2 separate regions of the Homo sapiens genome follow, and region 1 is linked to region 2. A link is an interaction called in ENCODE POLR2A ChIA-PET data of the cell type or tissue named here. Cell type or tissue: CD4-positive, alpha-beta T cell. All regions are shown on one strand.

What was found. Peaks named below come from ENCODE experiments on the same cell type or tissue, not always from the same donor. Only the 100,000 strongest peaks of a DNase experiment are listed, where the experiment ranks them.
Region 1: POLR2A ChIA-PET joins it to region 2 with 11 read pairs; 4 of 35 experiments call an interaction of 5 or more read pairs at or near these places.

The regions. Positions count from the first base shown.
Region 1 is chr12:46,522,867-46,525,366 of GRCh38, forward strand. The region is part of intron 3 of SLC38A4-AS1 (SLC38A4 antisense RNA 1); the gene reads left to right. Among named protein-coding and RNA genes, the nearest start is that of SLC38A4-AS1, 140 kb to the left of the region's middle. In CD4-positive, alpha-beta T cell, no CTCF peak of the experiment used is centred here; a DNase peak (open chromatin) is centred at 1,235; H3K4me3 peaks cover 712 bases; H3K27ac peaks cover 1,734 bases.
Region 2 is chr12:46,585,016-46,587,515 of GRCh38, forward strand. All of the region lies in intron 3 of SLC38A4-AS1 (SLC38A4 antisense RNA 1), which reads left to right. Among named protein-coding and RNA genes, the nearest start is that of SLC38A4-AS1, 200 kb to the left of the region's middle. RefSeq lists enhancers at 250-1,004, 1,005-1,759. In CD4-positive, alpha-beta T cell, no CTCF peak of the experiment used is centred here; a DNase peak (open chromatin) is centred at 996.

The sequences.
Region 1 (2,500 bases), 62 kb before region 2:
AGCCTAACAATAATCTCCAGGACATTATATTTAGAAAATGTTCATTTAAAAATATGTTTAGGGTTACCAAGGGATAAATAAAGGAGATTTTTTTTTTAAATCAAGTTTACCTCTGTATTACTTAATATATTTAGGAATTGTTCCTCAAAAAATCATCAGGGCTGTAGGTAAGTTTGCAGTCACATCTGCCTTTCCTAACATGTTTTCTTTTTTTCTTTTCTTGCTTTCTTTCTTGCTTTTTTTTTTTTTTTTTTTTTTTAGGTGGAGTATGTTGCCCAGGCTGGAGTGCAGTGGCGTGATCTCTGCTCACTGCAACTTCTGCCTCCCAGGTTCAAGTGATTCTCGTGCCTCAGCCTCCTGAGTAGCTGAGATTACAGGAGCATGCCACAGTGTCCAGCTAATTTTTGTATTTTTAGTAGAGAGGGGGTTTCACCATGTTGGCCAGGCTGGTCTTGAACTCCTGACCTCAGGTAATCCGCTTGCCTCGGCCTCCCAAAGTGTTGGGATTACAGGCGTGAGCCACCGCGCCTGGCTTCCTAACATGTTTTCATTTTCACATTTCCTCTTGGAATCCTGTAATGAGCTGGAGATGGGAAAAGGGATTTATGCTTCTGATCTTTTTTGAGACCCACTGGTGGGAGAGTAGGTGTTGTGACCAGTGTCTGTGGTGGCCTCTATAATTCTTAGTCCCACCTTGGACATCCTTGTTGGTTTACGGCATTAGGATGTTGGCCCCTCCCAGGAGGGCCTGTGGAGCCTATAGCCACATTCCTGCAGGTTGCAGCTGCAATGCTTAATCCTGCCAGTCTGACTGTACAAAGGACAACATCCTAAGGATAGTTAGGAGCACAGAGTCAGATGCTGGGTCTCCCACTTAGAAAGTGCATGACCTTGGGCAATTTTGCATAGCTTTTCTAATTCTTAGTTTTCTTACATGTATAACAGGGATACTACTACTACATCGCTATGAGAAAAAATGAGATAATATGTATGAAGCTCTTAGCACACTGCCTGGCATAATGAAAGCATTCAGAAAGTGATGGCTATATTTATTATTTTGACTAACAGGAGACTCAGACTACAATGCAGCACGTCCGGAAAAATGTTTAGACACAGGAAGCTATTCTGGAGAAACTGCTTACATTAAGATTCTTTTGACTGTAAAGAAACGAAACCTTGTTTGAACTAGCTTCCGCCAGAAGGAGACTGAATGAAAGTCATAGGGCAAAGATGAAAGGTAGAGTAAGCCTCACAGGGTGGGGCTGGGAGCTAGAAGGCACAGCTGGGCTACTCTATCTTTTCATATCATCGTGGCCTTCCCATCTCTGCCTCTGTCTATGCTTCTGTTCCCTCCCGCCCCGTCTTGACCAAATTCCTCTGCTTACTCACCTTGCGTATGACTCCAGTGGCCTTCCCGACAGCACTGATAGCAACTGGCTTGTGTGTGTCTTGATACACAATTTGTGAGGGTCTGATTGGCCCAGCTCATCTGTTTGAGCTGGACCACATGAGTCATAAGCCACTGTCTAGCTAACGGATTGAGTTCTCTTTGGTCAGTTGTTCATCATGATCCAGTCATGGCCCATGCAGTTAAGATCATATGGGAGGATAGAGCTGCCTCTTTCAGACCAGTGGGCAGAGCAGGTTTTCTTGAAAAGATTAGGAATATCTAGTACAGTTTTCCTGAGAGACTTGACCACCCTGCTGCTGGCAGTTTTGGTGATTTAGTCCTAATGACAAGGACCCAATTATGGAGAAGTAGAGAAGTCCTAAAAACTGGTGGTGTCTCTACTTGTCTCCCCAAATGTGGCTGCTGTCAAGGTAATTGCTCAGTGAAGAAGTGTTTCTCCATCTGTGCCTTTCAGGGCAGAAGGTCAGAATGGGAAGGACTATGCCAGATTTTTCCAAGCATAGGAAAGAGCAAGTAAAGAGACTGGGGATGGAGATGGGAGGAGGCTAGGGGTAGGAGATAGTTCATGTGGGTAAGGATGCTAAATCAGTGTGGCTAGCTTGTTGAGGAACTGTGACTCCTCAGGGAGGTCAGAGAAAAGCAGGCGTGGGAAGTCCTTTAGGCTCAGGGAAGTGGCTGACCCAAGAGGGGGAATACATTCTAAATTCCTCTGGCACAGAGCCCCAGGGGCCTGGTGTTTCTCTCTGTTCTGACAAGGGAGGTGGCTGTTTGCCTGGCGGAGCTGCTCACTGCAAGCTGCAGCTGTGCCTCATTCTCCCATGTGACATTGAGTTCTCTGGAGAGCTGGACCAGGGCAGCTGGAACAGGTTAGTAAAGACAAGGATTCCCCAGATGTGTAAATCCTAAACCAGACAAGGAGTTCTTCATGTTCTCCCCAAGGAGGAATGGTTTGGAGTCACTGACTACAGTTAAAATGCAAAAGAAGGTCTGTTGCTGTGGAGATATCTGGAATAGGGCCTAGCCCTTGAAGTAATTGATAAACACCTGAAGTCCTCGCTCCTGGTCTTGCCCAAAAGTCTTCACATTTTC
Region 2 (2,500 bases):
TTTTCACTCTTTTTTCTCTAATCTTGTCTTCTTGCTTTATTTCATTAATTTGATCTTCAGTCACTGATATCCTTTCTTCCACTTGATCAAATCAGCTATTGAAGCTTGTGCATCCATCACGAGGTTCTTGTGCCATGGTTTTCTACTCCATCAGGTCATTTATGGTCTTCTCTACACTGTTTATTCTAGTTAGCCATTTGTCTAACCTTTTTTCAAGGTTTTTAGCTTCCTTGTGATAGGTTACAACATGCTCCTTTAGCTCGGAGAAGTTTGTTACTATCGACCTTCTGAAGCCTACTTCTGAAAACTCAACAAATTCATTCTCCATCCAGTTTTGTTCTGTTGCTGGCAAGAAGCTGTGATCCTTTGGAGGGGAAGAGTTGCTGTGCTTTCTGGAATTTTCAGCTTTTCTGCTCTGGTTTCTACCCATCTTTGTGGTTTTATCTACCTTTGGTCTTTGACGTTGGTGACCTACAGATGGGGTTTTGGTGTGGATGTCCTTTTTTTTGATGTTGATGCTATTTTTTTTCTGTTTGTTAGTTTTCCTTCTAACAGTCAGACCCCTCAGCTGCAGGTCTGTTGGAGTTTGCTGGAGGTCCACTCCAGACCCTGTCTGCCTGGGTATCACCAGTGGAGGCTGCAGAACAGCAAATATTGCTGCCTGATCCTTCCTCTGGAAGCTTCGTCACAGATGGGCACCTACCTGTTTGAGTGTCTGTTGACCCCTACTGGGAGGTGTTTCCCAGTCAGGCTACACAGGGGTCAGGGACCTGCTTGAGGAGGCAGTCTGTCCATTCTCGGAGCTCGAACGCCATGCTGAGAGAACCACTGCTCTCTTCAGAGCTGTCAGACAGGGATGTTTAAGTCTGCAGAAGCTTTCTGTTGCCTTTTGTTCTACTATGCCCTGCCCCCAGAAGTGGAATCTATAGAGGCAGTAGGCCTTGCTGAGCTGCGGTGGGCTCCACCCAGTTCCTGCTTCCAGGCCTCTTTGTTTACATTGTGAGCTACTCAAGCCTCAGCAATGGTGGACACCCCTCCCCCCATCCAGCTGCAGCAAGGCAGGTCAATCTCAGACTGCTGCACTAGCAGTGAGCAAGGCTCCGTGGGAGTGGGACCTGCCAAGCTAGGCACAGGAGAATATCTCCTGGTCTGCCAGTTGCTAAGACTGTGGGAATAGTGCAGTATTTTGTCAGAAGTGTACCGTTTCTCCAGTTACAGTCTGTCACAGCAGCCCTTGGCTAGGAAAGGGAAATCCCCTAACCCCTTGTGCTTCCCAGGTGAGGCGACACCTGCCCTGCTTCAGCTCACCCTCCATGGGCTGCACCCACTGTCCAGTCCCAGGATGAACCAGGTACCTCAGTTGGAAATGTAGAAATAACCAACTTCTCTGTCGATCTTGCTGGGAACTGCACACCGGAGCTGTTCCTATTTGCCCCTCTTGGAAGTGGAGTGTATAAATGTCTTCTTTTGAGAAGTATCTGTTCAGGTCCTTCACCCACTTTTTGATGGAGTTGTTCATTTTTTTCTTGTAAATTTGTTTAAGTTCCTTGTAGATTCTCGATATTAGCCCTTTGTCAGATGGGCAGATTGCAAAAATTTTCTCCCATTCTGAACAGGTTGCCTGTTCACTCTGATGATAGTTTCATTTGCTGTGCAGAAGCTCTTTAGTTTAATTTGATCCCATTTGTCTGCTTTGGCTTTTATTGCCATTGCTTTTGGTGTTTCAGTCATGAAGGCTTTGCCCATGCCTATGTCCTGAGTGGTATTGCCTAGGTTTTCTCCTGGGGTTTCTAAAGTTTTAGGTTTTATGTTTAAGTCTTTAATCCATCTTGAGTTAATTTTTGAATAAGGTGTAAGGAAGGGTCAGTTTTCTGCATATGGCTAGCCAGTTTTCCCAGCACCATTTATTAAATAGGGAATTATTTCCTTATTGCTTGTTTTTGTCAGGTTTGTTGAAAATCAGGTGATTGTAGTTGCGTGGCGTTATTTCTGAGGGCTCTGTTCTGTTCCATTGGTCTATATATCTGTTTTGGTACCAGTACCATGCTGTTTTCATTACTGTAGCCTTGCAGTACAGTTTGAAGTCAGGTAGTGTGATGCCTCCAGCTTTGTTCTTTTTGCTTAGGATTGTCTTGGCTATGCAGGCTCTTTTTTGGTTCCATATGAAATTTAAAGTAGTTTTTTTCTAATTCTGTGAAGAAAGTCAACAATACCTTGATGGGAATGGCATTGAATCTATAAATTACTTTGGGTAGTATTGCCATTTTCGTGATATTGATTCTTCCCTTCCATGAGCATGGAATGTTTTTCTATTTGTTTGTGTCCTCTCTGATTTCCTTGAGCAGTAGTTTGTAGTTGTCCTTGAAGAGGTCCTTCATTTCCCTTGTAAGTTGTATTCCTAGGTATTTTATTTCTTTGTAACAATTGTGAATGGGAGTTCACTCATGATTTGGCTCTCTGCTTGTCTATTATTGGTGTATAAGAATGCTTGTGATTTTTG